Regions from separate parts of the Mus musculus genome. Here all the other regions are linked to region 1. Evidence: chromatin loops called from intact Hi-C (ENCODE). Cell type or tissue: gastrocnemius. All regions are shown on one strand. Each heading gives the region's core, and the rest is flanking DNA. Links, peaks and the distances in the headings are about the cores only. Region 1 has its middle 7.5 kb from the start of Otud3. Region 2 holds the start of Gm33214 (a long non-coding RNA gene). Region 3 overlaps Tmco4 (transmembrane and coiled-coil domains 4).

The links. A loop is a pair of places that touch in the nucleus more often than their neighbours do. Peaks named below come from ENCODE experiments on the same cell type or tissue, not always from the same donor. Only the 100,000 strongest peaks of a DNase experiment are listed, where the experiment ranks them.
Region 2: a loop joins it to region 1, with 5 times the contacts of the local background. A loop is called at or near these places in 18 of 42 quality-filtered maps.
Region 3: it touches region 1 in a loop (9-fold over the local background); 25 of 42 quality-filtered maps call a loop at or near these places.

The regions. Positions count from the first base shown.
Region 1 is chr4:138,916,096-138,926,804 of GRCm38, reverse strand. No RefSeq gene overlaps it. Among named protein-coding and RNA genes, the nearest start is that of Otud3, 7.5 kb to the right of the region's middle. In gastrocnemius, for the core only: no CTCF peak of the experiment used is centred there; a DNase peak (open chromatin) is centred at 4,553; H3K4me3 peaks cover 213 bases.
Region 2 is chr4:139,010,284-139,020,992 of GRCm38, reverse strand. Tmco4 (transmembrane and coiled-coil domains 4) reads right to left here. Exons shown (of 17, transcript NM_029857.3): 8 at 10,392-10,524; 9 at 1,323-1,420; 10 at 804-947; 11 at 15-134. Gm33214 (a long non-coding RNA gene) reads left to right here and starts at 1,644. Exons shown (of 4, transcript XR_001784467.2): 1 at 1,644-1,916; 2 at 3,604-3,672; 3 at 7,612-7,716. In gastrocnemius, for the core only: a CTCF peak has its summit at 5,971 (motif pointing right); DNase peaks (open chromatin) are centred at 1,297 and 5,974.
Region 3 is chr4:138,996,444-139,007,152 of GRCm38, reverse strand. It overlaps Tmco4 (transmembrane and coiled-coil domains 4), which reads right to left. Exons shown (of 17, transcript NM_029857.3): 6 at 10,581-10,709; 7 at 9,102-9,129. Gm33214 (a long non-coding RNA gene) reads left to right here. Exons shown (of 4, transcript XR_001784467.2): 4 at 1-903. Among named protein-coding and RNA genes, the nearest start is that of Gm33214, 18 kb to the left of the region's middle. In gastrocnemius, for the core only: CTCF peaks have their summits at 5,491 (motif pointing right) and 9,831 (motif pointing right); a DNase peak (open chromatin) is centred at 5,563.

The DNA.
Region 1 (10,709 bases), core at 938-8,937:
CACTTTTCTCATCCCAAATAGAGATGCTCGCTAGCTCCTGTGCTCTCTGTAGTTACATGAGAGATACAATGTATGGGTCGGATCATCTATCATATCACAGAGCCATGCTGTACCACGGCACAGCCAGTCTTACCCTCCAGGGAGTGTGTCCCAAACTGTGAGTGCAGATGGTACCAGACGTGCACATGTGCATGCATGTGTGTGTGTGTGTGTGATGTTTCCTATACTTACAATAAAGTTTAATGTATAAATTATTAAATACATTATATGATTATTCTTAATCATAACAACTGAGAAATAGAACAGTGATAATATGTTATAATAAAAGCTATATGGATGTGCTCTCTGCCCCTCCTCCCCATATATCTCAGGGCGGGGGCTGGAGCAATGTCTCAGTAGTTAAAAGACTACTTCCTGCTTTTTTCAGACCAGTAGAATTCCGTTTCCAGCACCCATGTTCAACACTGCTCAACACTGTCTGTAACTCCAGCCAATGACTGGGCAGCTATGAGGAGTCTTGGAATGAATGCGTTTGCTTAGAGATCCTCAGTGACGCATCTGCGTGAATCAAAGTCCGGTGTGATGCACTAGCAGCTGGACGACAAGGGGCTTGACCTTCTCCCCAAAGGGTCTGAGCACTCTAGCACCAAGTGAAGCTTGGGAGCAGGCTGAGAGCGGAGGCCCAAGGGCTGCTCACCCGCTCCAGTGCAACCAGCTGACCATGGGTGCGAAATCTGTCTCGGCTGTACACGGGTTCACCAGCTGACCAAGGGTGCGAAATCCAGGGGCTGCTCACCGGTCTCTGTCTGTCTCTGCCCTTTTCCTTTGCAAAGTTCTCCTCTTCCTCCTCTTCCTTCTCCTCCTCTCCCTCCTCCCCATTCAACAACTTGCTGCACAGGGCATTCCATTTTAATCTAATCTAGCTGCTATCTTCAAGGAGACTGCCCACGTGAACCGCTATGGCTTGAATGGTTCCTCTTCAGCAGATAGAACAGAGTTTATTTGAAATTTCCCCAAGGGAAGACACTTGGCTTATTTCCAGCCTTTCCTGTGATCCTAAACACTCCAGTGATGGCTTTGGTTCCAGCTATTGAGTTGAATGGCATATAATGGCATATATAGGCACCTTTCAAGGACAATGTATTTTACACAAGAAAAGTGGGGCAACCCCAGCAGATCTGTCAAAAGGCTAATTTTATGAGTTTAATTAAATATATTCACTGGTTTTGTGATTTCCCTTTCTTTCTTTCTTTCTTTCTTTCTTTCTTTCTTTCTTTCTTTCTTTCTCTCTTTCTTTCTTTTTTCTTTCTTTTGTTTTTTTAAAGATTTATTTATTTATTTATTTATTTATTTATTTGTTTATTTATTATATGTAAGTGCACTGCTGCTGTTTTCAGATGCATTAGAAGAGGGAGTCAGATCTCATTACAGATGGTTGTGAGCCACCATGTGGTTGCTGGAACTTGAACTCAGGACCTTTGGGAGAACAGTCAGAGCTCTTAACCGCTGAGCCATTTTGCCAGTCCTTATTTTGTTTTTTTGAGACAGGGTTTCTCTGTGTAACCCTGGCTGTCCTGGAACTCTCTCTCTAGACCAGGCCAGCCTTAAACTCATAGAGATCCACCTGCCTCTGCTTCATGAGTGCTGGAATTAGTGGAATTCACCACTGCCCTGTGAATTCGTGATTTTAAAAAAATTATTTATTAATTTATGCACATAGTTATGCCATCTGCATGTATGTCAGTGCACACAGGTGTATGCCTGACTATAAGAGGGTGTCAGAACCCCCGGAACTGGAGTTACGGATGGCTGTGGGCCACTGTGTAGGTGCTGGGAATCACACCCAGGTCCTCTGGAAGAACACCCAGTGCCCCCAACCACTGCGCTGTCTCTCCAGCAGGATTTTATGCTTTTTAAAAGAGTTCTTTTCTTATTTAACTTTGTAGGTGCAAATGTGTGCATGTGTGAGCACATGCATGTGTGTGCATGTGTCTGGGAGGCAGAAGAGGATGTTGGCTGCCCTGGAGCTGGAGTTACAGGTGAGTGTGAACTTCTCAATGTGGGTGCTGGGAACGGACCTCTGGTCCTCTGGGAGAGCAGCAAGGGTCCTATCTGCTCCAAAGGAATCACTTTGGGCATGATCGCTTTCTTCTAGGCAAACTCCACAAATTGTATATATATATACATATATATGTGTGTGTGCATATATGTATATATATACATATATGTGTGTGTGTATATATGTATATATACACATATGTGTGTGTATATATGTATATATACATATATAGATATATACACACATACATATATATGTATATATAGATATATACACACATACACACACACACACATATATATATATATACACAAACTGTGTGGCTTAGCTTTATCTTGGGTATCTATGTCTGTATGTAATCTATATCTACATAGTGAGGGGTTAGATAACTGTGTTACTAAGTGATAGAAATCTTAGGTCTCCCTTCCTTGGGAGATGCTTATCTCAGAGTTTAGAGTTTTGTACCTGGGAACTTTAAAGAGAATGCCCACTTGCTTGAGGATAGTCCCAGACTGGAAACATTAAGGGAACAGTTCCAGAAATGGACGATGTGTAAATTTCCAGCCCCGCACCTACCTGAGCAGGGTCATAAAGGCCGGTGCCATCCTGCTCCATCCCGCCTGCACTTGAATCATGCCTCTGCCTGGCATGTTGGGTTATACAACGGTCTCCACCCATCTGTCACTCAGCTGCCCTCGTGATTATCACAGCAACTGTAAAGATACCTCAGGACTGCATTCAGCTCACCCTTAATTAATTAATGTACTAACGGTCCCAAGGGCAAGAATACTGAGGACATCAGGAAGATGTATCGTGAGTGCTGTCTGCAGTCTCGGGCCTCCTCTGGAATCACGTGTCTCCTGTAGATGGGGCGACCCCCGTGCTCACATTTAGGAATGGAAACTGGGTCTTCCGGAGGCTTCTTTCAGTGCTCTTTCTCCCTCCTCCTGCATGGTCTGGACGGTGCCTTAGAAGTGACGTCCCCTCCCCCTCCTCCTCCTCCCCCTCCCCTCCTCTCCCCGTCCCTCTCCCCTTCCCCCCCTTCCCCTCCTCCTCCTTCTTCTCCTCTTCTTTCTCCTCCTCCTCCTCTTCTTCTGATACAAGGTCTCATGTAGCTCAGATTTTCTTTGAATCCACTATGAAACTGAGGCCGGCCTTGACTTTCTGGTCCTCGCCCTGCCGCTGCCTCCCGACTGCTGGGATTGCAGGCATGCACCTGTGCACCTGTTGCAGTTTTTCTAACACACCAGCTTTCAGCTTTTTCTTCCTCAGACTTGATCATTCTGCTCTAAACCTGCCCGTGGGGCCTCTTAGTGCGGGTGTAGCCATGGATATATAGTAAAACCCTGTTTTATACAGATGAGCATAAGTCACATGTGTTAACATGGATAAAAGAAACTATCTGCACACTGTTTAGACAGCAACAAAGGTCAGAGAAGATAATATCCAATTTGGTCTCCTATACTGTCTGGAGATGCACACCCTGCCACAGTGAATGCTGGGTTTGTGTGAGGGCATTTCTGGCAATAAGAAGGACATAAAGGATTTCCTGTCAGTCTCTTGGACGTCTCAAGTGTTTCTGCATGTATTCAAAACGTCAGGCTTTAAGGACACAACATGCCCATGTAGAGAGAGTACTATCTTCATTTTGCATTTTCTTTTTCTTTTGTTTAGTTTTTGTTTGATTTTGTTTCAAGACAGGGTTTCTCTGTGTAGCTCTGGCTGTCCTGGAACTCACTCTGTAGACCAGGCTGGCCTTGAACTCAGAAATCCGCCTGCCTCTGTCTCCCAAGTGCTGGGATTAAAGGCGTGCGCCACCACACCCGGCTATTTTGTATTTTCAAGTGTCTGATGTTAAGCGTGAAGAGAAGGTAGGCAGTTAAAGCACATAAACTATCATCTAGGTAAGGTACAGATGGGCATCAAGGTGGGTCAAGTCCGTAATCACAGCACTCGGGAGGCTGAGGCAGGAGGATTGACCATGGATTAGAGATCATCCCAGGTTACATAGTGAGTTTCTGGTCAGCCTGAGCTACAAGGAAAAGCCCTGATAGAAGCATGCGTGCGTGCGTGCGTGCGTGCGTGTGTGTGTGTGTACATGGCGATCAACAATATCTAAGGGCTAAGTATAACACAGCAAACAGCAGCAATGATTGCCTCTGAGAGTGTGACTATAGGCCACTTTTTTGTCCCTTTTACTCCTTAATGTCATTTTTGGACATTATGTATCATAATTTGAGGTTTGAAAACCTTAGCGGTCATGATTGCAGGCCCCAGGGACTACTCAGGTGAGGGAGATGGGAGGTCACTGGCTGCTTTCTGCGCTGCCGCTTTACCTGCAAAGTGGCTCACATGCCTAACTCAGAGCCCAGCTCTTCTGGTGGGAGAACCAGCAGCAGTGTGCTGCTTAGTTTGTTTGCTTAGTTTGTTAGATTAAGCTGGCTGAAATGCTTCAATCACAGCGCGTCTCTCTGCTGCCCCCTTGTGGGCTCTGCGGGACCGACAGGCATCGCTTTCTGCTTGCCTGACTGGCTCCGAACGTGCCAGAGTGGGTGTGGTCGTGGTGCTAGGCACAGAGGAGGATGAAGCAGTCACAAGTTTATGCAGCGTGAGGATTACAGCAAACTCCGTAGGCAATTAGATTCTGGCACAGGGATGGGATGCCAAACAAAGAAATTGCTGCGGAGTCGTAAAAGATAAGCCTGAGGCTCAGGGGCCATCAAGTTATCGAAGAAGCATGAGCAAGCCCCGCCCCCTCCACCCCTTTCCCCATTCAGCCCGGGAGGTGGTCTGATGAAATCAAGGGAGGGTCACCCACCAACAGAAACTAACGTGTCTTAATTCCCCCTGGGAGCAGTTTGCTGGAGAAAGTAATAATGGATATTAAATTCTTTGTTTGCATTTATAAATAATTTAGTATACGGGCTATCAGGTTTATAGGAAAGCGGAGAGGTAGTCTGTGGAGCTGTGAGAGACTGTGTAAGCTCTGCTGTGCTGACAGCTCCTGAGGGGCAGAAATGGGAAGGGACCGGCCTCCATCCTTCCATTCCTCTGTATGTTAAGTGGGTGAGACAAGGGGTTGTAGGCATCCTGAAGATGAGGGCAAGGTCACAGAGGTCAAGTGGGACTGACAGGCTCAAAGGCTCCAGCACCACCACCTGCAGAGGAGAAAGAGGAGGGGCTCCATCGGTACAGGGGTATCAGTGGTGTGAGCATCGGGATGGAGTTCTAGCCTCAGCACCCATGTAAAGCTAAGTGTTGTTACTAAATGTGTAAGCCAAGCGTGGGGGAGGTAGGGACAGGGAGACCCAGCTTAGCTGGATCTGTGCGCTCCCGGTTCAGTAAGAGTCCCTGGCTCTAATAGTAAGGCAGAGAGCGAGCGGCTGAGGAAGCCTCCTAGTGCTGACTCCTGGCCTCTACATACAGGAGCAAGTGCGCACACATACACACGCGGGTACAAAAGATGAAAACAGAAAGGGGAATTGAAAATTGCATGTTGTGTGGACATGTACAAGCCTGCAACCATCTCTACAAAATAGAAGCAGAAACACACATTTACCCGTGCGCGCGCACACACACACAGTTTTCATTGAATGTCATGCTTCGCTGTCATCAATAGAGGCCCACTAGAAGATTGTCATCAATAATTACCTGTTAAATATTTGCAGCTTCAGGTTCAAAATCCTGAAAGCAAAATCCCAGCTGTAGTAGTACTCTGAACTCTACAGCCTGGGCAGCCTTTTTAGAGAGGCTGCCAGACAGAGTTCCGTCCTGTGCCAGGGTCACTGATGGAGCATGTCTGGGTGGTAGGCACGAGGGTGCCCCATGGCCTGGCTGATTAGTGATACATAATTTGTTCCCTGTGCCCACCAGACAGAGTGAGATGCCATTTACTTAAGCTCTCCAGAGAGGCACAGCCTGTGGCAGTCGGATGCGGCTAAGTTGATGTTTAACTCTGCTTAGGGTGTCTGCCTTCATGACAAGAACAAACAGATGGGACCATCAAGATTGATCCAAGGGTGGTATGGAAAGAACACTGTGCCCAAACCCCTATGGTCTTGCCCGTTTCTAGAAGAAAGTGATAAACATACCATGAGTCATGTCCGTTGATCACAGTGCACGTGCACGCGCGCACACACACACACACACACACACACACACACAGCTCTGTAAGGCTTCAGTTTGAAAGGATATATTTTGATACTAGAAAAAAAGACAATAAATAATAAATTATAATGACACACTCAACACTTGAACCCCCTGGATTCTTTTGTTTGTTTGTTTGTTTGTTTGTTTGAGACAGGGTTTCTCTGTGTAGTAGCCCTGGCTGTCCTGGAACTCACTCTGTAGACCAGGCTGGCCTCGGACTCAGAAATCCGCCTGCCTCTGCCTCCCGAGTGCTGAGATTAAAGGCATGCGCCACCACGCCCGGCTCCCACTGGATTCTTGTGGGAAAAAAATTTAAAAATAAAGGCAGGGCCTTTTTCATTCTAACCTCCCTTGCCAGTGTGCTTTTTCCAAACCATGTCTTCCATCTTTCAGTCTGCAGGTGTGTGTGTTTGCATCTAAGTATGTAACGTGCTTGAGCATCCCCCCATAGCCCATCTCCCCATCCCTTCCCAGGCCCCCCCACCGCCGTTTCCTATCAGCCCCTTGTGAAGAGACAGCTCACAGAACTGCAGGGTATTTTGGTTAGCTGTATATCAGACAGATGATTAATACCTAAGACATACGAAGAATTAAAAAAAAAACAACCTAAACACCTGGAAAAAAAATCAAGTAGCACAGTTAATATGAATGGGCATGGAGATCTGCAGTGATGAAGTATAAATGATGAATAAACACAAGAAAATGTTCAACATCTCTGGACATCTGGGCTATACAAAACAAACAAACAAACAAACAAATAGACAAAACGGAACAAAACAAGGGGCTGGAGAGATGGCTCAGTGGTTAAGGGCACTGACTGCTCTTCCAGAGGTCCTGAGTTCAATTCTCAGCAACCACACGGTGGCTCACAACCATCTGTAATGGGATCTGTTACCCTTTTCCGGTGTGTCTGAAGATAGCAACAGGGTACTCACATACCTAAAGTTAAAACCCAAACCAAAACCACACGTTGATAACCCAGCTCACTCTAGTCAGAATGGCCGTTGTGGAGAGATCAAATGGTAACCAATTCTGCCTGGGATGTTGAGTCCTTTATGTTGGTGACTGTGGTTCGCATACAGACAACACGGAATGGCTCCTTCTGCCATACGCTGTGTGGAGGAGAGCTGCTCACGTGAGCTGGTCTTTATTTTCCCCTGGCCTCCTCCTTTTAAATGTTGTACAGTATTGGGTGACTGTTCCGAAGCAGGAGACGTGGAGATCCCGATGACGTGCACAGAGGTTGTTTCTAACTGTGCTTGCACATCAAGGATACATTCTCGGATACAGTCTTCAAATACAGGGCATGTTCTTCTTTAGGAAGGGTGACGAGCTGTCAGGGTCGACACCCCCTCATCCACAGAGTTCAGCTTTATTCCTGTTGCTGTGATAAAATACTCAGACAAAAAGCATTTGTACTGGCTAGTTTTGTGTCAACTTGACACAGGCTGGAGTTATCACAGAGAAAGGAGCTTCAGTTGGGGAAATGCCTCCATGAGATCCAACTGTAAGGCATTTTCTCAATTAGTGATCAAGGTGGGAGGACCCCTTGTGGGTGATACCATCTCTGGGCTGGTAGTTTTGAGTTCTATAAGAAAGCAGGGTGAGCAAGCCAATAAGAAACATCCCTCCATGGCCTCTGCATCAGCTCCTGCTTCCTGACCTGCTTGAGTTCCAGTCCTGACTTCCTTTGGTGATGAACAGCAATGTGGAAAGTGTAAGCTGAATAAACCCTTTCCTTCTCAACTTGCTTCTTGGTCGTGATGTTTGTGCAGGAATAGAAACCCTGACTAAGACAGCATTGTAAATGAATTTTAGTAAACCCTATTAATTAATTATTAATGTGGCAGAGCCAGCTCCCCCAATAACAGAAGCAAAGTCCTATAGATTATTTAATCAGCTCTTGTACAATTACTGGTAGATTACCCCTAATCTATATTTCTATTTGCTAGACTGTTAATTCCCATCTGTGCTCCCCAAACACTTGCTGTTTGAATCTAGCCCGGGTTACTTCTTCTCCAGCAGTCTGTCCTGGGGGGAACATTTCACTCAGGCATGTGTCCCTTGTCTATCACGTCTAATGGAGACCTCTGCTCCCTCTGTCTACCTCCTCTTCGTGGTCCCTTACTGTGACCCAGCCCAGTAACTGAAACTCCGCGTCTTCTTGTCTCCCCAAATTGGCTGTAGCCACTTAATTTTAACCGATAGCTTTAATTGGGGAGCAGGGTTTAAATATCATCACTAAGTGTATGTGAGGATCTGCTCATAGGGGCAAGGGGATCTAGAGGGCCAGGTTTTGCATTTGAATACAGAGCAGCAGCAGACCAACCCTAGCACCGCAACTTAAGGGAGGAATACGTTACAGTCCATCCCAGGTGACAGTCTATCACTTCAGGGGAGTTAAGGCAGAAGCTTGAAGCAACTGGTCACATCACAGCCACAGTCACATAGAGAGGGGAACACATGCATGCATGTTCCATGCACAACTAGCTCTCCCTAGTCTTACATAGTCCAGGGCCCCAGAACAGAGCGTGGTGCTGTCCACTTTCAGGCTGTGTCTTCCCACATCAATTAACATAATCATGAGGATTCTTACAGACATGGCTGTAGGCAATCCTGATGTAGACGACCCCCCATTGATACACTCCTCCCGGGATATTCTAGATGACATCAGATTGACAAACTAATCCTGGTCAACATGACACACAGGCACATCACCAAGCCACAGCCCTCTATCCGTTGTCCACAGGTCTCATGTTTATCTCACAGTGTAAAATATAGTCCAACCTTTAAAAGTCCTCAAGTCTTTAAAAACCGAAACACTTTAAAAGTCCTAAGTCTCTTAATTATGAGCAACTATAAAAAGAAAAAGAAGTTATGTACTTCCAAGATACACTGGCAAGGAACAGAAGAGACGGAGGAGTTGGAGGACCTCTCTTTGTAAGAACTCGTTCTGGAAAAATACAACATTCATCTTTTATCAGAGTAGAGCTTTCACGAACCCACCTCTTTGACAAGAGATTTAATTTTTATTTATTTATGTATGACCGTGTATGTGTATGTGTGCATGTGTACATGAGTGCAGTACCTATGGAGGTCATAAGAGGGCGCCAGATCATCTGGAGCTGGGATTACTGGTTAGGAGATGCGGGCGTGGGTGTTGGGACCTGAACTATCTTCTGAAAGAGCAGCAAGTACTCCAGTCGGAGACTTCACTTCTTAAAGGTCTCGCTAATTCAGCACTGCCAAACTGGACACCAAACTTCAGATGCTTGAACCTTTGGAGGCTGAATCACATCCAAACCACAGCATGTCCTTCCTTCCATCTCTCACCCCAAGGGTCAAGCCTCGCATTCCTTAAGTTCCTCAAAGTCCAGGTCTGGTGCTGGAGACTCACTAGCATCTGCTCTTGGCCACTTACACTCATCCTTGAAGCTCCAACTGAGAATTTTCTCCTATGAGAAGTCATTTTGTATCTTTGAACTTCTTCCCCACCCCCGCCCCCTCCCCCATATCACACACACACCTTCCTAGCAGCATTCACCCTGCAGTCTTGTCATCACTGAATCCTTGCTTATAATAAAACCTTTGGATTTGGGGCTTTCTGTAGTCAAGGTCGATGTCTCTCTATTTCTGCAACTTACATGTGCTGTGTAGCAATCTCCTCTGAAGGGAAACATTCTTTCCAAATGGAGCCTCATGAGATTCAGGAAGTGAACAACTTAGGAGTCTCAGGAAGTTTCTGAAGCTGGCAAGACCAGTTTATGGCAGCAGGTGGAGGAGACTCACTGACCTGCTGAGCTGCCTGTAAGCTATCCAGGGAGATCTGGGGATACAGCTTTTCTGAGTTGGGGCATCCAGGCAGGGGCAGGCTTTTGGTGATGTAGCTGCCTTTGGGACATCCCTACTTCAGTAAGTAATTCCTCATTTATACTCTTATAAGTCAGCCCAATAGATGTTGTTGGTTCTCCAACTTGACCTTCAGTGAAATCATTACTTATTATTGATTTTATGGCACAGGGTCTTACTCTAGCTTAGTCTAGGCCAGTAACTCTCTGTAGCCCAGGTTGGCCTCAACATCATGGCTCTCTCCTGCCTTAGCCTCCTTACTGTTGGGGCTCTAAGCATGAGTTCCCATGCTTGCCTAGTGTTCCCAGGTTAGGTATAAAAGACCTCAGTCAGATAGAAGGTTCAAAAGGGAAGGCAGTGACATTATTGTAGAAAGAGGGTGCTTAATATAAAAGGAGCCAGGAGGAGAGAGACATTATCACCGGTGATGATAACCCCAACAAGTGGGCATGGCTTGGGGTAAACAACTCTCCTGGTTTTCCCCAACACTATCAGTTTGAACCAGAAAGTTGTGTGCGTCCCAGAAACAGCTTTAGTCCAGGCAGACCTAGATTGGCCATCCCAGGATGAAATCCCAATTATTGGACTGAAGGGCTCTTTCTGCTTTCTTCTTTGGATTAAAGGGGGAAGGACAGGATTAATGAAATATCTG
Region 2 (10,709 bases), core at 1,082-9,081, 94 kb before region 1:
ACCCTGATCCTCACGGTATCTGCCGGACCCGAGCCAGCCAGTGATGGCAATGGTGATATGTAGCTGCCGGCCTTCCGTCAAAGGCAGGAACATGAACTCCTCAATGGCCCCGACTCGCTTCTTCATCTTGTATCCTTAGGACATAGACACAAACAAATGTGTTTACATACTCACACATCAAGTCTATGTGCTCTGCTCCTGGACAAATGCATTTCATCTGTGAACTCTAAGACAGGCTGTTGTCCCTGATTACAGGATAGGAAGACACTGCCCAAGGCCACTAGATCTGCAGGCCAGGGTCTAAACTCAGGCTCTGTATTATTGCCCTGTCCTGCCTCAGTTGCTATCTCTCTCCTGCATTTCCTACTAAGCCTTAACCTTCACTACAGCTGATACCAACTGTGATTCTTGGCAGCCTTCCACATGCCTGTGTGCAACTGGGGGCCACGGGCACAGCCAAGGCGAGGACACAAAGACACCACAAGCCTCTGAGGGATGGTGCCTGGGTACTTCCTGGGTGATAGCAACAGACTGGGCTGGACTCTTCCGCTGCAGCAAGTACTCATGGGGTACACATGGGAAAACTTAGTTTTCCAAACTTTGTCCTGAGCCTGGCTACGCTGATTGCAAGTCCAACAGCTTCTAAGGTTTGCTGCAGGATTGGCTTGGCTGGGACTCAGAAAGGGCAAAGCCACATTTCCTTATTCCCCCAGCCCCCCGCAAGAAGCCATCTGGGGCATCCTTTTGGCTGAGTCAAGCTGGATGACAATCTTTTCCAAGTCCCCGTTCTTTTTTAACCTTACCTGTCAGGCCAGCTCCGGCTGCACCAAACAGTGAAGTCATAACAGCGATGCCAGCCACTGAGCCCAACGCGGCTGCCCCGGCACTGCCTATGATGGTTGCGGCTCCTGCAGCGACAAGTGGGGCAGCTAGCCCCCCAGTCACACCTGCAGGGTAGGAACTCAATCAGGGCGTGGCTTAACGGGTTCTTTTCCCACGGGCTGCCTTCTATAGAGCTTCCAGCAATGCCTTTAAATCAATTTTAAAAATTTATTTATTTATTTGACTTTTAGAGACCGATTCACAAAGCTGAGGGTGGCCTCAGACTCACTAGGCAGCCCAGGATGACCCTGAACTCTTGATCCTTCTGCCTCTATCTCCTAAGAGCTGGGATGACAGGCGTGAACCACCGTGCACGCACGGGCAGCTTCTATCAGTGAGCATATTTACTACTGACTTAGGTGCCTGTCACGTGCTGGGGCCACCCCTCCCCCCACCACTGATACACAGACCATGATCTATCCCCTGCAGCGGGGCCTCACCAATCACTGTCCCGCCTCCAACTGTGGCCAGGCCTATCAGAAGATAGCGTTTCCACTTCCTCCGTTTTTCTTTCCTCTTCCGGGATGCCTCTGCGGTCCTGGAGATAAGAGGCCGGTCTATGGCTGCTAGCTATGGGCCAGGATCCCTTAAGTCTTCCCACTATACCAACCCCTAAACCAGAGATCAGTGGTAGGTAGGTAGGTCGGTCCTGGGCCCATCAGTGCCTGGGGGAAATCTCAGTGAATGGAGCATACTACTTACCCAGCAGATCCATCCTAATGGGTGCAATTTAAATAATGAAAAGATAATAATAATAATAGTAATAATAATAACAGTAATAATAATAATCATAGCAACAATAGCAAAAGAGGCAAACAATCGCTTTCACAGAACAGATGAGCCCAGAATGAGTACAGAATGTACCCTCATCTTGCCAGCAGATTCCACTTCCCCAGGGGGTTTGGAAATCTGTCTCCTCCAGAGCAATTATGCGTACAATAGACTGGAAAAACACGTGTACGAGAGATGGGGCCTTGTGGTAACAGCTGAGCTCATCCAGACTGAAAACACAGATGCTATAAGCCCAGTCAAAGGTAAGAGGGTTATCTGCAGGGAGAATGTTTGGAGTGTTTATAATTTATATTCTTAGCTCTTTGAGAGAGGGTCTCAAGGCCCAGGCAGGCCTTTAAGTCTCTATGTAGCTGAGGATAACCTCCGACTTAGGATCCTTCTGCCTCCATTTTCCAAGTGCTGGAGTTACAGGCATGTACCACCATGCCCAGTTTGTGTGATTCAGACATGGAACCCAGAGAACGTTCAGTGAGAACAGCCCCTTTGAGAACGACCATCTCAATGTTCAGAGACAAGATTCTCAGCTCTCCTGACAGACCTTTAGCCCTTGGCTGCTTTAAGGTGATCAGAGACAAGAAGAGAGGTGGAGGGTGGGTGGAGGGGCCATTACGGGAGAACTCTGAACTGAAGCTGGAATTTGGACAACCGAACGCAGCACGATCATAAATGACGAGAAACGGTTAATATTTAGTGAGCCCTTCCTCTACACCAGACTCCACACTGCACATTGCGGCCCCACGGTCCGGATGCTTTAAGAGATAATAGCGGTAGAGCTGGGCATGGTGGTATGCACCTTTAATCCCAGTACTCCCGGAGGCGGACATAGGCGGATCTCTTGAGTTCCAGCCTGATCTACAGAACAAGTTCCAGGAGAGCCAGAAACCTTATCCTCACGCCCCAAAAGAGATAACAGTGGTTATTCCAGAGGGGCAGTGTGTGTGTGTGTGTGTGTGTGCGCGCGCGCTAACAGACTACTTAAAATCTTTATGGAGTGCATGTTCTTGGAGGTAACAGTGGTTGCTTGTGCCATACAAAGGTTTAAGCCTCAGTCTTCTACAAAATGAAGACAATACTACGTATCTCCTTAAAAAGACATTTTCCTCTATGATTAATTTAGTGTGTGTGTGTGTGTGTGTGTGTGTGTGTGTGTGTGTGTGTGTGTGTGTGTGTAGGTTTGAGAACAACCTATGGGAGTCAGCTATCTCCTGCCACCACATAGGTCCTAGTGACAGCTTAGGGTCATCAGCCTTGGCAGCAAGTGCCTTTCCTTGCCACAGCATCGCAGTAGCCCAGTGACAACTTGCTTTGTGAAGATGAAGCTTATCCGATTTAGCTAACACGGTTACTGCAAATGCACTGCGCCCCCGCCCCCACCCAGAGTTTGCACACCTGTGGGCTGAAATTCCCTGCCTCCATCCTTGCTCAACCAACGTGCCCATATCCTTCCTCACGTGAGGAACAAGGAGCAGGCTTCTCTCCAGCACCAGCTCACCTCTACTGAGAGGCCCCTGAGTGGAGGGCAGCCCTTCTCAGCTGCCTCCCTGCAGAGGACCAGAAACCAATGGTAAGGATCTTTGCTGACCATTGAATCCGGAGCTGGTGCACATAACCACTAGGTGGAAGGTGAGAGGTGACTAGGAGTAAGGGGGTCTGGTGTCAGGCTCTAAATTGTGGGATTCCATAGTTGCTGCTCAGTATTGATGCTAGGTGTCCCACAGGGCACCGGAATCCACGGGGGCTCACGTTCCCCACATCTGTGTACATTTGCATATAACTTCTCATATCTTCTTGAGTGCTTTAGAGATATTTAGATTTTATGTCTTTTATAAAATACAGCAATGTCATGTGTCACTATTTATTCTGTTTGTGTAAATTTTAAAAAGTATTTTCAATATAGAATTTATTTTTTTAAATAAACAATTATTTTAGGCTAGACATGATGGAGCCTGCCTGAATCCCCGGTACTAAGGACATAGAGGCAGAAGGATCAATCAGAAGGTTAGTCTTTTACAGCCTTAGCTATTTCTCTCTCTCTCTCTTTCTCTCTCTCTTTCTCTCTCTCTCTTCTCTCTCTCTCTCTCTCTCTCTCTCTCTCTCTCTCTCTCTCTCTCTCTCTCTCTCTCTCGGCCAGCCTGAGTCATATTACACCTTGTTTCATAATTATACCTTCTTTCAAAAATTAAAAAAAATCAAACAAAAATATTTCGTGGTTGGTCAACTTGGAAGGCATAGAAATGTCATAGTTGAAGACTGTGCACTCCTGTGTGCCCAGCTGCCAGCTGCTGGCCAGCTTTCCTCAGTGAAACATAGGGTGGGGGTGGGAGTAGGGGGCACAATGCTGCCATTTCTAGAATCTTTAAAAGCCAGGGCAGGAGGCTGACAGGTCTCCTTTGCTTTAACCTGAGACTGCCAGTGTTCCAGACAGGCACGGATCCATCAGCTTAGAGCCCCAAACCAGGGCAACATGGGCACAATCCACAGCCGATCTTCATTCGATGCCCAAAGCAAGAAATGAGACCTTGGTGCTGCAAGCCATGGAGATTTGGGGGCTATATCCGTCATAGCAGCAAAATCTCCCTACCTCAGGAACAGAGCCACTCACTGAGCCTGTGACTCTGTAGAGATTATAACCTGAACCTTTTCACGTAAGCACCCTGGGGGGGGGGCTAGGTGTGTGTTTGTGGTGTGTGTGTATGTGGGTGTTTGGAGGCCTGTATGAGATGGCCTCCCTAACTGTCACCATTCAATATGTTTGCTGATGTTCTTATGTGTCTGTCTCATTGCTGTGACCACTTCTTCCTACACAGGGGCAGTGATACACTCTTCTGACCCTTAATGGCTTTGACCCTTCATTAATGACCATTTCATCAGTTTAAGTAGGAGGCTGGCTTCTCAACAGAAGGCCCAAGAGAAGCAGGACCACACACAGTGGGGTGACTGACCACACACAGTGGGGTGGCTGACCATACACAGTGGGGTCCAGCAGTATGACTCGGGGTCAGTGGCACACTTCCATACTGCAGTCATAGACTGGGGAGCAGCCGGAAGCTGAGAGAAGAGGCTCAGGGGCCCAGCACTGCTTGCTCGTCCATTCCTGGCTCTCCACCCTCTGCAGTTTGCCCTGGGCCTGGATGGTATTCCAGGCAGGTTTCTTTTTTGGGTAGGAGAACACATGTGTGCAGGAGCATTCGCCCATTAAGGGTAGGCGTGGAGGCCAGAGGCCAAAGTCAGGTATAGCCTACAATCGCTCTTTATCACATTTTGGGAGTCAGAGTCTCTCTGTCAACCCACAGCTCACTGATTCAGCTACGCTAGCTGCCTAGTGAGTTTCAAGGGCCTGCCTGTCTCTATCCAATCCCCACCCTGAGCACTGGGGCTCTAGGCTCATGCCACCGCATGTGGGTTGTTTTGTTTTGTTTTGTTTTGTTTTTTACAGGAGTGTTAGGGATCTGACTCAGATCTTCATGTGTGCACAGCAATCACCCAATGAGACATCTCCCAGCCCCACATGGCTTTTGCAACATCTCATAAAGGCCTCCAATAACGCCAGGAACTACATGCTACTTTGTTTCACGTAGGAAAAACAGAGCAGACACGGGCTAAAAGAAAACAGGTAGGTGAAGTTCAGGCCAGCCATCACCCAGTAAGAAACTTGCAGAACAAGAGAAAACTGGGAACTGGCAGAAAATGCCCGAGTTCAAGGCCAGGCTGGTCTACACTGCAAGTTCCAGGCCAGTCAGGGCTACATAGTGAGACCTTGTCTCAAGTGAATGGATAAACAAAATGTTCATAATTCCTACAAATGTCTTTTAGTAAGAATTACTAAGACTTCTAAGTTAGTGCCAGTGGCATGACGTGCCACTGACAGCTTCTAGATTTCTCCCACAGTGACGTCTGTATACTAATGGTACCAGACGGGAAGCCGGCTTAGCTTGGCTCGATGGAGTAGAATGACCACAAAATCAATAAGGTCCCCCAGGCCTGTGTGGCTCAAATGCATGAAGCTAGTTCATCAGAATGGTTCTGCAGAGACCCACACACCACACACACACACACACACACACACACACACACACACACACACACACACACGAGGTGCCCTGACCCCTACCAGTTTTTTCCTCTACGTTATCATTTAAACATTATTTTTTTGACTGGAAAAGGTGGGGTTTTTCTTTCTTTCTTTTAAAAGAGCTTTATTACTTTGGTGTATGTGTGTGTGTGTGTGTGTGTGTGTGTGTGTCTTGGCCTGCATGGTTTATCACACGTATGCAGTACCAGTGGAGGCCAGAGGAGGGCGACAGAGCTCAGGGAACTGGAGTTAAGCTGGTTGGGCACCACCATGCGGGTGCTGGGAACTGAAGAGCAGCCAGTGCTCCTAACCACTGAGCTATCTCGCCACTCCTCCCCCCCTTTTTTTCTTTTAAAAGTGAAATCAATGTGATTTTCCTTTTTCAAGTTTTATTACATTTTTACTGTATGTCTATATGTATGTATGTCCGTGTATGTGTGTCCATATGTCTGCCTGTTTATATACGTAGATATAAATGGAGACCAAAGGATAACTTGTGTGAATCAGGTCCCAGAGATCCGTTCCTCTGCATGCTGAGCCATCTTGCCAGCCCCCAAGGAAGTGTTTTACTTAAAAGGTACTTCTGTCTGACATGGCTTCTTGATTTCCCTATGTGCACACATCTTAATAACTGCTTTCCCTGTAAGCAATTGTTTCCTTTCTTTATCTTTACTGATAATCACAGCATTTTACCCTTGCAATTAGTCTGGTTGAATTTCAACATTGAGAGCCCGAGAGGAGGCATCCGCTCTGAGTCACAGCTATGGTGCTTCCTTCCTTTTCCCTTGGGTGTTGAAATTCTGGGAACTCCAAATCTACAAGATGGTTTTATTCCTGCCACGGACTTTGTTTGCCATTTGACTAGACATGATGGCAGCCCATACCTTCAGTCAGCCCACAGCCACACATACTTTCTAGAATAGGCATGAACTTGAGATGGCATTTCTGTGTGAGTCAAGGTCAGACTCCTAAACTGCGGAAAACAGCTCAAGAAGAGGGTACCGACACTATTCATAGTGTGCAGCCACCAATCCAAGGCATCTGCTCTCCCGTGGGAGTGTGATCTCTCTAGCCGCTCCCTTCCACCTATCTCCAATGCAACTCAAGGTCCCGCATATGCTAGGCCAGCGGGCTACCACCACGCTTGCTACCACCACTCTTGCTGGCCATCAGCCCAGCTCCAGCTTCAGTGAGAGATCCTGTTTCGAGGAAGTAAGTGGGCAGTGATAGAGAAAGCTCTCCAATGTCCATGTCTGTCCTCGTGTGCTTACATATGTATGAGCAATTTACAGGCAGACAGATGTGTGCCCTAACCCCAGTCCACCCTGAGATCTATCCCTAGTTAAAGCCTGCAAGGAGAGAATCTGAGGTTTCAAACTGGGCCTCAAGAAAATAACACAAAAGCCAGGTGGTGGTGGTTCATGCCTTTGACTCCAGCACCAGGGAGGCAGAGGCAGGTAGATCTCGGGAGTTTGACTCCAGCCTGGTCTACATAGTAAGGGCAGCCAGAGCTACATAGTGAGACCCTGTCTTGAACACTCCCCCCCTCCAAGGAAAAAAAGGGGGGGGAGAAGAAAAAAAATAACACTCGGGCTAAGGCTGGACTTGGTGATTGAATCAGGAAGCCATGGACTAGCTAAGTGACCTGGGCCAACTGACTCCTCACAAGGATGATAAGAGAGTGGGATGGGGCAGCCCTCCGGGCTTGTATCAGCAAGCACTTGGCAGGAGTCGGACAATGGCCACGTTCTTGTAAGAGTTTATGAACTCCAGCCTTGTCTCAGCCGAGGGTCACCGAGGCCTGTTGCATAACAGGCACGGTCCCAAGTTTTTGATGTGAGGTAATTAATTTAATCCTCCCACAGCCTCTGATGGAGAACTACCACTAAACCCACACCAGAACTGAAGGAGCCAAGGCGCGGAGAGGTGCGGTCAGCTATCAGAGAGGAGGAGGCTGGGGCGGTATTCAGGTGAGGACCAAGCACACTGGGTGACATGCCACATTGTAGATCCTACCTACAAAGAAACACTGCACATAGGCCCAGTAAAAAGCCTCAGCATTAGAAGGGATCTCTACACAGCCTGATCCCTTAAAACAGGGGTGACAAACTGGGCCACAGCAGGATGGATGGTCAGCGGAGTTGCCTTCCCTTTGTTTCAGATCCCTCTGGAGAACAGAGTTCTCCACAGTCCCTCAAACTCCACATTCGGATACAATGATGTTATAATCCTAACTGCTAACCGACAGATGGTGAGCTGTATGGGCCCCCTCACTGTCAGCTTCCTTTCAGCCCCCCACGGGAAACCTAGGCAAAAGGTCTTTATTGCTATCCCCATTTCACAGGTAAGGAAACTGAAGCCCAGAGAACATCAATAACGTTCTCAAGATGGCAACGCTGAGGAAGTTTGGAGCTGGGTTGTGTTGGAACTTCTGGGGTTCCTCTTCTCTGACTCTATGAGTCTGACAGAGTCAGAACAGACTCCTCTGGATCACACACAGTCCTGTCCGCTAACAGGATCCTCAGGCACCAACTCATCGCAAGACCTGAGAGGCTGACCCATTTTCAACATAGTTGAAGAAGAACTAGGTGGTAGTCCTCGTGATTAAAACCACTGGTTCAGGTCTGCCTGTTTGCTGCCTGCTGCCTGGAATAGTTCTGAGCATAAGTATTTTCAGATTATTTTGTGTGTGTGTGTGTGTGTGTGTGTGTGTACATTTGAAGATCAGGAGTTGAGAGCAAGTGACTTCCTCAATCACTCTCCATTTGATTTTTTGAGACCGAGTCTCACGGACCCTGGGCTCAATGACTAGCACCAGCGACTCCTGTCTCCACCTGCTCATTGCTAAGGGTACAGGTGCTCACTAGTGTGCCCAGCTTTCACACGGGTGCTAGAGGCCCACATGCAAATTCTACTGACTGAGCCATCTTCCCACCCTCCCCTTAGGTGATTTCAACAAGTTGCCAGAGTGTGGCACACGCCTTCAATCCTAGCACTCAGGAGGCAGAGGCAGGTGGATCTCTGTGAGTTCAAGGCCAGCCTGCTCTGCAGAACAAGTTCCAGAACAGACCTGGGCTACATAAAGAGATCCTGTCTTAAAACAAAACTGGCAAACCCAAAAACCAAAACTGAAAACTACCCTTGCCGCTGTCTCCTGTCCTTTCGCCTGTGTGTTCTGGAGGGAGCCGGCTCTGCCTCTGCACTGTGCTTCAGGTTTCTATATCCCACTGGGTGCAATTGATAGAACTGGGCTTCCCAGAGATGGCTGTGGGGGACGAAGAGAAGCCCATGCTGAGTAGGTGTGCCCAGTGCCCGGTACCTGGTGCCTGTGCTGGGCAGGAGTGCCAGATACCTGGTGCTTGGTGCTTGGTGCCTGGTGCTTGGTGCCTGGTGTTTGGTGCTTGGTGCCTGGTGCTTGGTGCCTGGTGCTTGGTGCCTGGTACTTGGTGTTTGGTGTTTGGTGCTTGGTGCCTGGTGCCTGGTGCTTGGTGCCTGGTGCTTGGTGCCTGGTGTTTGGTGCTTGGTGCCTGGTGCTTGGTGCCTGGTGCTTGGTGCTTGGTGCCTGGTACTTGGTGTTTGGTGTTTGGTGCTTGGTGCCTGGTGCCTGGTGCCTGTGCTGAGCAGGAGTGCTTGACGCCCAGTGCCTGGTGCCTGTTGCAGCAGCTCAGGATCAAGACGGGGCTGGAGTTGATTTATGATACTGGGCTTAGATGACGCCCAGAGCTGGGCTCTGGCCAAGTCACAAGGATGATTTTCTTTTCCATATTCTTAATGTGTATATGGGCGGTGGCAGCAGGGTACGTGATGTCTGTGTGTGTGTGTGTGTGTGTGTGCGCGCGCGCGCGTGTGTGCACGTGCGCAGGTAGGTCAGAGGACAAATTCTGATAGGCATTTCTCAGACACTATCCACTACTTCTTATTTTTAATTTTAAGATAGGATCTCTCAGTGGCCTAAAACTCACCAATCTGGTCAGGCTGGCTAACTAGCAAACCCAGAGACCCACCCATTTCTGCCTCCTGAGTGCTGGGATTACAAGTGTGCACCCCCACAACCAGCCTTTTCTGGTTCTGGGATCAACCATAGGCCCAGTGCTTCCACGTTGAGTGCTTGGCTGACTGAGCTATCTCCCCATATCCCTCACATCCCTGACCACACATGGCATGGGGTTTATGAGGGCAGGGGAGGGTTCACGTCTATCAAGCCCTTGCTGTGTGCCAGCCTGGGCTGAGTATTTTCTTCTGTGATTACATTCTTTTCTGTAGTGACCCTGGGGTGGTGATGTTGAACTATCCTGAAAGCCATTTTGTATCCAGGGATATCGTAGTTAGAGAAAGTGTCATAAAAGCTAAAGGTGGAGTGGAGTTTTCAGGACCACCGGATGGTGGAGGACCACTGGATGGTGGTCACACATCTAGCACCTTTAACAACCATCTCTTCTTGCAACCGCAGCCAAGCCCAGAGAGGGTGGCAGGTGACTTGCTAAGGTCACGTGGTGAGTCAGGGTGACTGGGACTCATTGTCTAATGCTCTGTCTACCTCACCACATGGTTTCTACGTGGGATGGGGGCTTGAGATGGACAGAGATCCCTCAGGTGGAATTCAGGCTTCTGCCGGGTGTTGGGGGTGGGCTCAGGACTGTCTTACTCAGACTCCTCCTCTTTGGCGTCCTTCAGGCTCTCCAGGAACACCTCTTCCAGAATGTCAAGCTCCTCCATGGGCACCTGGAGCAGGGAGGTCACATGACAAACGAGGACTCTGGCCCGGGCATCATAGTGTCCTTCAAAGGAAACAGAATGGGCAAAGAGTCAGTGCAGGTTTTAAGTCAGGGATGCTAGCAGGGGTGCACACAGCGTAAACCCTAAACCTGGAAGCAGAAGTAACAGCCCCAGGGAAGCCAGCCTCAGGGCGGCTCTTGGCAGTTCCCACTGTCCTCAGGATTGTCACATGATCCTGGGCCACTAG
Region 3 (10,709 bases), core at 1,844-9,843, 79 kb before region 1:
GCCATTGGCTCCTCACCAAGAGCGGCTAAGCCTCGGTCATTCTGTTTCCCTAAGGGCAGAGCTCTCAGCCTGCTCCTGGCTCTTTTCATACCTGTGCTTAGTAGGTGCACCGCAGTGCAATAGGTCCCCCTGTGCACCACAGTCCTCCTGGCCTACTAAGTTCTCTGCTGTATCCACAGCCCCACATGGTGCAAAAGACCTTTGTCATCTCTCCATGAGATCTGTTTTCAGGAACTTGGAGTCTTTCCTTCTCAGGAGACATGGTGCGGAAGGGGCAGGGGGGCAGACAAGCTAACTTGCTAACTTCCCCTCAACCCTGATTATGAACTGAGCTCTGACAATGCTTAGAACAGTCTCTCTGAGGTTTACGCTTAGCTCAGTCCTTCTCAGAGGTCACCTCCTTGGGGAAGTTCTTGCAAATGCCACCCCATGACCTGTGTTGTCTTGGCAGCAGCGATTCCTACCAATCACCATTTAGACGGGGGCAGTTTTGGAGCGAGAGATGGAGCTCAGACGGAGCACTTGCTTAGCATGCACGAAGCCCTGGCTTCCATCCCCAGCACTGCACAAACCAAGCATGGTGGTGCACGGTGGTGCATGGTGGATTACAGAATCCTAGCACTTCAGAGGTAGAGGCGGGAGGATCACCCTGGTACTTTGTCTCAAGCAAACAAATAAAAATAAATATGTTGGTAGTTTGGCTGCCTACTATTTTTTACTGTCTACCTCCCTTTCTAGAATACAAATTCCAAACCCACTGTGCATCCCTAACTGTCTGGCCCTGCTTGAAACAAAGAGAGGTTTATAACCTGCATGGATGAAGGGAGGACTCTGCAGGAATGGAGAGGTGGTCCACTGTTGGGAGAGACCCAAACTGTGGAGGGTTGGTCTGGATGAAGTCCTTGCTCTTTTCTGCAGAAAAATCCTATGATTTGTGGGCAAATAGATGGTTCAGGAGATATGGGTGCTCACCACCAGTAGGACAATCTGAATTCGCTCCCCAGAACACATATGATGGAAGGAGGAACCGAGTCCCACAAGTCGTTCCCTGCCCTTCACACAGACGCCGCACTCCGTCTGCAGTAAATAAATGGAAAGAGAATCCAACCAACTAACCTATGACTCGTAACCACACTAATCCAGAAGTTTCAGCTCTCCCCTACCAACGGAGCCACATTCTAAACTGCACTTCTGTTCTACCCTGCCTTCTCAAACCCTCTCAGCTTCCCGAGGAGGCAGCCATGGCGACTCACACCATCATGTCAGAGAGAACAGCACTGGGCTGGGTCACATGCCCAGGACTCTTAACAACTTGGGAGAGAAGTGGCCCATGCTCGTGAGCCCAACTGTGGTGTGTGTGTGTGTGTGTGTGTGTGTGTGTGTGTGTGTGTGTGTGCGCGCGCAGGTACACCAGGATAGAGCTCAGGGTCTTGGGCATGCTAGGCAAATGTTCTACACCAGTCCCAGAAATGCTTGACACTTGGCACTATTGAGCTGTACCAGGAGGACACTGTGAGTCCAGCCAGCACTAGATGCACGAAGTGCACAAAGACTCTTTTTAGTATTGCTCTGTTTTGTTTTGTTTAAAGGTGAAGGCTTCTCTGTAGCCCAGGCTGGTCTCACATTCTCAGTCGCCACTCCCCCACCCCAGCTGTATCCTGAGTGCTGGATTACACCCGTGCACTGCTGGACTGTCCCTAAAATTACTCTTCATGATGTCATGGTCATCCTACCAGTTGTAAGATGGTTCTGCCAAGACCGAGGCACACGTGCACATCCTCTTTAATAAGTCATGGTAACGGCTGCCCTCTGAGCTGGGGCTGGGGGCAAGGCTGGGAGCTGCCTGCTGCTCTGCAAGAGCTGCGTGCTTTAACACACACACACACACACACACACACACACACACACACACACACACACACACACACACACACACCCCCCGAGTCCTCACAGGCCACATAATGTATCCACCAGCCTACCCATTGTGCTGCTACCTCCCTGTCCACCAGTGCCCCTGATAATTAATTTCCTGGAACATTCCTTATTTATCCCTGCTCTTTCTCTAATGAAAAATCAATGAAAGAGAAGTCACATTATGCTTCAGGCCCAGCCTTGAATTACCTGTGGCCGGGGCAGAGGGCGCAGAGATCTACTTCAGAGGCTGTCCCCAGAGCTGCCTCCTCAGACACAATGCCAGCCACGTGCCTGCACATATACATGCCTATGTCACTGGAGGCGGCACAGCAGTCGTGAGTGGGCTGTGGATGATGCTTTGGGACTAGAACTCCACCACCTGGCTTCCAGCTATGTGGCCGCAGACAGGTTATCATGTCCGCCAACCCATATTGTCCTCTCTTGTAACGTGAGGACAATCATTGCATCTGTCTCCTAAGGGATTGTGTGGCTTCCACCAAGGATTGTGTGCTTGGAAAGGAAGCCCTGAGCTGGGAGCCAGGCATCCAGCAGGCACCCAGCGAGTTCTGCTACAGGAACTGTGCCCGGAGCCAGGCCAGTGCTCACAGCAACACTTCAGCACTTATTTGCCGGATGCTGCAAAATTAACCATCAATGGCCTGTATCTCAAGGACACAGCCAGGGAACTCAGCAATTGGGTCCCAGGAGGAACATTTCAGCCAGGCTAGCCTCATTCCCCAGAGCTCTGATTCTTAGGGGACAGGGGTGCAGTCTCTCCAGGAGGACTTCCCTCAGGAAGAAGAGTGTGAGGCACACACTGCTTCGGCTCTAGTGTGTGCACGTGCCTGGGACCCTGGCTTTGTATCGATCCGCAGGGGGTGCGTAAGAGTCACAGAGAGTGCATAGGGCAAAACTCAGGGTTCAGCTGCCCTGGCCCTGATTCAGAGTTCACACCAAAGTCCACGCTACCTTAGGTGGAACTTTGAAATACAACCCTGGCCTACCTGTTTCACTTCTGGGGCTGCGATTTCTTCCCTGTAAGTGGGGATAACAATACACACTACTATATGAGGTAACATACTAGGCGATAACTCACAATCTATATAAAGGGCCCAAAGAGCAGCTTGAATGACTTATAAGGATTACTGAGAGCAAATAAACAGGTCTCACCTGAGATAGCAACAATTTGATTTTGCACTGCTATTAGTGTGGGGGTGGATACAGAAACACACGTATGAGGTCAGAGGTCAGCCTTGGCTGTCTCCCTCAGTGGTCCTGTCACTGGACCCAAAGCTCACTGACTTGGCCAGGCTGGCTGGCCAATGAGCTCCAAGGCTCTGCCTGTCTCCATGTCCCCAGTGTCAGAGTTATAGAGGATTACAGCTGTGCTTGGCTTCCCTGGGTGCTGAGGATCTGAACACAGAGCCTCACACTTATACAGTGAGCACTTGGCTGAGTGAGCTCTCTCTCCAGCCCTGGAGACACTGTTGGTTGTCACATGAGATATGCTATTGACATATAACATATGGCGGTCAGGGAGGCTGCCTGAAATCCCGCAGCAGGCAGGACACCCTTCCACAGAGGATCCGCTGCCCCAGACTTCCACAGAGCCAGCTGTGAGAGCTGCCAGCACAGGGTGGTTTACATGTGCTGCATGGCTGGTTTTCACAGTTGTGTGGGCAAATAGATTGTGGGTTGCTATAGCATAAAGGAAATGATTGGCAGCCCACCCTGTTGCCAATATGGGATTGCTTTGTAACTATCATCCCCAGAATGTCAATATAGGTCAGTCTTCCAGGAAGTTCTGAGAAATGTGGCCTTCCATGGTGACTTCCTGGGAGGATTGCATGGGTGCTCATCCTGCCCAACACAGGGGGCAATTTAGTCTCCCTGCTGGGCAACTGCAGCCAGCCTCTGGAGGAGAAGGATGCTCAAAGTGTCTGCCCAGCTCTGATTGGGTGAGTTTTCTGAAGAAAGACCATCTGCCTATCATTCCTCTATTCCCTCTTTCTTCCTATTCACCATCCATCCATCCATCCATCCATCCATCCATCCACCCACCCACCCATCCACCCACCCACCCACCCATCCATCCATCCATCCATCCATCCATCCATCCATCCATCCATCCATCCATCCATCCACCCATCCACCCATCCATCCATCCACCTTAGTAAGGGTGCTTAGTAAGTGGTGGGTTTTCTTAATACAAACACAAAAGCAGTGCTGGTTGAGACACTACATTCAAAGATGCCCCTAAGAGAGAAGGAAGCCATTTGAAACCCACGCACTGATCCTGTCAGAGCCTGTGCCAAGGTTGCCCATAGTGTGGTGGTGTATGTTGGTGCCCCCATGTGCTCATGGTGGTTTGAAGTTTGCTGATGAAATGAGGAGTAGTCACATGGCTTTCTGGTGAGAAAGGAAACTGAGGCAGATGGAGGAGCAAGGCCAAGTCAGGCCCGTCTACCCAGTGGAGAGGCAACGGGAGAAAGCGGTGGCCTAAGAGGCTGGAGACCTGGTGTTGGTTGTGAGCCAACTTTTCACTGTCCTTCTCCTAGAAGGCTCCCTTCCCTTTCTTGACTTTGGTCTCTCCTGGTGACATGAGATCATCCAAATTGACCTGAGACCTCCTGAGACTCAGGTCTGCAAACTGAGGCATGTGTCTGAAGTGCTTTACTGGGGGCAGGGGAGTCAGGTGGCCACATGAGCCCCTAGGTCCAAGCTTGGTACAGAGTGCGTGCTCAACACACAATGTCTTTCTAGTCACTGGGATTATACTATCAGCTCTGGGTTAAATATGCACATCAAAAGCAAGTTGGAAACTTAGTCCTAATGCCTGTTCGTTAAGTGGTGGGACCTTTAAGAGTAGATTAAGTCTGGAGAGATGAAGGCTGACACAGCCAGAGTGGGTCCCAGCCCCATTCTGCTTTCTTTCTCTCTTTCCTGCCCTCCCTCACTCTTACATTTTCTGCCTCCGGACACTTTGACATGAAGGCTCTTGCCAGGTGCAGGTCCCTTGATATTGGACCCGGCCTTTCAGAACTTGAAGAAGTTGATCTTTGTTCTCTGCGAGTTACCTGGTCTCCGGCTTTCTGGCATAGCACACACAACACAGTTTAAGAGGACACCGAGCTGGAAAGTTCACTCACTGGGTAAAATGTTTGCTGTGCAAGCATGACAGCCTAAGTTCGGATCCCCTGAACTCAAGTAAAGTTGGACACTAAGGAGAAACGGGACGGGGAGACAGGAGAATCTCTGCAAGCTGGTGGGCTGGCTAGCCTGGTGAGTGACACAGGAAATAACAAAGGCTCCCTGTCCCAAACAAGATGAAAGGTGAAGACCGACACCTGAGGTTGTCAGCCGACCTTCACATGTGCACACAATATATACATGCCCTGTAGCATGCTCCTCCCACAACTGAAAATATAAATAAAGGACTAAAAGTATCCTCTGGACCAGAGCCTACAGTAGTCTTCCGGGATCAAAGACCGTTATTGATGACCTTGTGAGCCTGCTGGGGCCAAGACTCCAAATTTCCAGCAAAGCTCTGGAATGGAGATGCAGGAAGGATCCCGCCAGAGCCTCCAGAGGGAGCACCATCCTGCTGGCTGCATTTCAGACTCTGGGTTTCACAGAGGACACAGCGAAGTCAGGTGGCTAACAGGAGCCCCAGGAAACTAACGCGGGCAGAATGGGGCCCTGCCACTCACAGAGTAACTTTGGCAGATGGCATGGTTAGCCTTATCTCTGAGATGCCTTCCTCCATTACAAAATCAGCAGGTCTCTCCTGAACTCATTCAACAGGACTTCGCTAAGTGCCTGCCTGGTCCTAAGCTTGACCTACTGGAAGCTTCCCAGGGGTGGAAAAGGAAGACCAACCCTAAATGTGAGCAGTCACATCTCAAGGACTGGGGAGCAAGCCTGAATAAAGGGAGAGAGGAGAGAGTGAGCCAGCTAGTGCTTGAGTGAACACCCACCTTTCCTTGCTTCCTGACCGCCAGTGTCACGTGACCTTGCCTCATGCTCCTCCCACTACAACCAGAAAAGCTTTCTGTCCCCATGCTGTCCCCTCTAGGATAGATCTCACCCAGAAACTATGAGCCACAATTGTTACATCTCAAACCCAGGACAAATGGCCAAGGTGCCTATTTAGCATCTCAAAGCAGACCTGGCTGCCAGGTTCTCCCTGCATCTCTCAGCCCTTACCTCTTATGGGCATGGCTGGCACTGCCCATCTTCTACCCTAAACTTTTCCAGCCCAGGGTGGGCTGCCCTTCCCCCAGCCTCCCTTCCCTGTATAATTCAGCCATTTTGGCTATCTGGACCTTTTGTCTGCTCTGTACTCTCCTGGCTCTCCCCTCCCCTCCCCCACCTTCTCATGTGGCCCAGCTCAGGGTTGTGTTCACTCTGGACTCTCTCAGATGTCCCTGCCTCTGACTCTGCTCTCCCTCAGACCTACAATGAACCTCCTCCACCATGCTTGGAGCAGTCAGGCTCCTTCCTTTTGATTTCTTTTATTATTATTATTATTATTATTATTATTATTATTATTAAAAAATAAACCCTTTCTTTCTTAAGCTGGTAGATTCTTAAAGACTTTATTTTTTAATGCGATAATGTGGGTAGGTGTTTTGCCTGCATGAGTGTCTGTGTACCACGTGTGGTATAGAGTATCGGATTACCTGAGACTGCAGTTATAAATATGGGTGCTAAGAATTGAACCCAGGACCTCTGGAAGAGCAGCCAGTGCCCTTAACCTCTGAGCCATCTCTCCAGCCCTGATAGTCTATTTTTAAGTTAAAATAAACAGACAAACAAAATCAGGGGAAACCAGTCCTCTATTACCATCAATTATGCAGCTGAGTTTCCCACATCACTCTTACTTACTGCAGTGGATGGGCCTCTGCCCCGGAAAAGCACCTTCCTGCAGTGTCTGTCCGCCAGGACAGTGTCCTTGGTCACAGCGATGAGAAAGGCGATCAGTGCAAGAAACATGTGGTGGCAAGGAGGGCCACAGCTGTCCCTGCCAGTGTGGCGTCAGGGTGGATTGTAGGCCCGTGGAAGAGTCTGAGCTGCAGGCTAGAGGATTCTAGAAGCCTGTACCCAGAGCTTAATGGGCTGTTCTGGAGAGCCACCCATAAAAGGCTCCAACTTGTGAAAAATGCAAATGTATTTGGAAAAAAAGAACTGTAAGCTATGACGCTTTCTCTGTGTGAACTCAACTTCCCAGGAAGTGCTTTCCCCAGATCAGGCACTAAGGGGCACAGGGCCAGCTACAGCTGTTTAGCAGTTATGCTGGCTGGTTTTATGTCAACTTGACACCAGTTAAAGTCATCTAAGGGGAGGGATCCTCAATTAAGAAAATGCCTGTATAATATCCATCCAGCTGTAAGGCGTTTTAATTAGTGATTTATGGGGGAGGCTCATCCATGGGCTGGTAGTCCTGGGTTCTACAAGAAAGCAGACTGAGCAAGCCATGAGGAGCAAGCCAGTAAGCAGCATCCCTCCGTGGCCTCAGCATCAGCTCCTGCTTCCAGGTTTCTGCCCTGTTTGAGTTCCCATCCTGACTTCCCTCAGTGATGAATTAGGGTGTGGAAGCGTAAGCCGAATTAACCCTTTCCTCCCCAACTTGCTCTTTGGTCACGGTGTTTCACCACAGCAATAGAAACCCTAACGGGGACAGCAGGTGTGCACAATGCATGACTTACAAGGTCATAGAAGCTTGCACCAAAGTTGAGGACTCTGGGCAATATGTGGCAGAGTTAGAGACCCTGCAAGGAGGGAGGCCTCAAGAGACCGTTGGACGAAGCTGTGAAGGTGAGGCATGAAATCCAATGGCGATCCCAAGAGGGCGGAGAAACCAAGACCACGGGAAGCGTGCCTCAGAAAATTACAAACACCTATTGAAGTGTGCAGGCAGCAGAACTGGGGAGTGGGGCTGCTGGAGCCTGCTGGAGCTCGGAGCCCAGCATGTGCGGAGGGACCACCTAGAGCTCGGATGTCAGATTCAGGGTTGCAGGAAATGTTCTCTGTTCCTTCTCTGCCTCCATCCCTTCCTCTTGGATTGGGCTGCCTACTCTGTGCCTTCGGATGTCGGGAATAAACAACTTACACTTTTGGTTTTACAGGGACTTATAGTTAAAAGGTCACCGTGAGTCTCAGAAAAGGCTTTGGGCTTTTGGACAGCATTAGGACTGTTAAGATGAACTAATACACATTGCGTTAGGAGGTGGCTGCAGGCACTGAAGTCGACGCAGGTAGAATGTACCACTAAAAATTATGTGTCAGGGTATCACGTTGAACGGGGGCGTGGTGGGTGGGAGGTGTAATGACTCACCCTCAGTGACTCAGGGCATGGCTGTGTGTTCCCAGACAGGTTACATGAGGAAGGAAAACTCACCCTACGTGGGCAGCAGCACATGGATTGAGGTCATAAAAAGGAGAGCACCGACAGGCAACCAGCCTTCATCTGTCTGCCTCCTGACTGTGGATGCAGTGTGACTGGCTTCCCCTGCCCCCTCCACGCCTTCTCCACTGAGATAAGCTATGCCCTCAAATTGTGAGCTAAAATAAACCCTCCATCTTTGCGGCATTTTGTTCGGCACACCAACACACCCGGCAAGTGAGGGCTGAATGGAATGAGGTAGGGACAGAGCAAGCAGATGGACCAAGGACAGAAAGTTATAGTGTCCAGCCTAGGGATCAAATGCAAAAGTGGAGGGGGACACCCAAGAAGCTACAAGGAGCCACAGCTGGGAGAAGCCGCCACACCTGGGGCTTGACTCTATTGAATGAGGAGGTAGGAAAGAGGATGAGCAGCCCCTCCCCCAGGGCCTCGGGCCACACTGGAGGGGCTGGAATCCCTTGCTGGGTGTGAGGCAGGGAGACAAGGGTGGCCACACAGGCCTCTGGAAACGTCATTGAGATCTCAGAGGACAGCAGAGAACTGGCTGGAGTGCCAGCAAGGAGGAAACCCCAGCTGTTACCTCGGAGGCCATGACACTGCTAAGCTCAAGGATGCTGGGTGGTGAGGAGGGGACAGATTTGAGGGTGAGGGGGCAGAAATCAAACAAGCCGGGTCAATATCACATGGTGCTCATCAAAGACATTGGGCGAGACATAGGTGTGGCAGGGTCCCCAGCCTCACTGCGTGTGGACCACACCACAAAGGCAGCAAATCCACTCACCATTCTTGAGTGAGAAGCTCAGGAGGTCCTGTGGGAAAAAGGAGACAGAAATCGGTGAGGTGCTGACACGCCACCACCCAGCTCATGGGACAGCTAAGTATTAACTCCTACCAAGTGGAGATGGCAAAAGCCCTCCACCCTACAGTACAGTGGCAAGCCAGGTGCCAACTGGGCACGTGGGTGAATATGCAGGCCGCGGTGAGGAGGGAAAGGCCCTACATCCTGCCTGTGCACGTGGCTATCAGAAGTTGGTGCCACAAGCTCTGCCTACTGAAACTGCACTCAGAGAGGGTGAGCGACATGTTCAAGGGCACACAGCAAAGCTGCTGCTTCAGAAAAAAGGTCACCATAACTTGATAGAATGCAGGCTCTGAGGTCAGACCACCAAGGTTCAAATCCTGGCTTTGGCTACTTATTAGCTGGGTGACCTTGAGCAAGAAAATCTCTCTGTGCCTCAGTTTCCTCAATATAAAGTAAGGGTGATTCTACAGATTAAACATGCCTAATTTAAAAATCCCAATTAGATAGATACATAGATACATAGATATGTGTGAATGATGTATATGTAAAACTATATATGTGTATGTACACATGTATATGTATATATCCATACATGTGTGTATATAAGCTATACATATATATTTAAAGATTTATTCGTGTGCATGCATATGAACACTTGTAAGTTTATGTGCACCATATGCATGCAGGAACCTGAGAAGGCCAGAAGAGGGCGCTGCATCCCCACAACTGGAGTTCCAAGAGCAGTACGCGCTCTTAATGGCTGAGCTGTCCCTCCAGCATCCTACTTCCATTTCCAAAATTATTTCAAGTGAAAAAATTCCATACACTGAACTGTGGTTCCATGCAGAAAGGGGTAAACATCATATAAAATTACCTTCAGACTATGGGTGTAAGACACACAGGAAACAAATACCAGTTTTGTGTGTAGAACTCATGTCCCATCTAAAGATGCCTTAAAGATTATGTGTACGTTAAGTATTCCAGCTGTGGGCTGCTGGGGACAGAGACTAAGTCACTTCCCTTCCAAGTCAGTCCTGGGGGCTGAGGTGGCTGCATAGCCCAACACTCCATCACCATATATTCTGGGGATGATTATAGCAGAGCCTGATTCATTATGGTAACTTCCTTTACTACTCATTAATGCACAGAGAGCGCATTTATAGACGTTAACATGATTGATTCTCAAACAACCTCCTGCAGTAGGTGACATAAACTGAATAACCAATGTCCAAAGTGCTTACAACCAGAAGTCCCTTCAACACTTCCAGTTGGGAGGGGGAGGCTGGAATATTCTCTTAACATTTATTTTTATTGTATGGGTATGGGTGTTTTGGATGCATCTGCAGACATCTGTCTGTGCACTACTTGTGTGCAGTACCCATGGAGCCCAGAAGAGGGCGCTGTAAGTGGAACTGGAGTTGTAGATGGTTATGAATGGCCACACAGGGGCTGACGTACCTGACTGACTGCTGATGGGTTGTCTCTCAGAATGGGGTCCTGCAATAAAGTCTGAGCAAAGATGTCGGCTCCTTCGCCTCCCAGGCCACTGGCAAAGGCCATTATGGTTGGGAGGACACTTTCAGACAG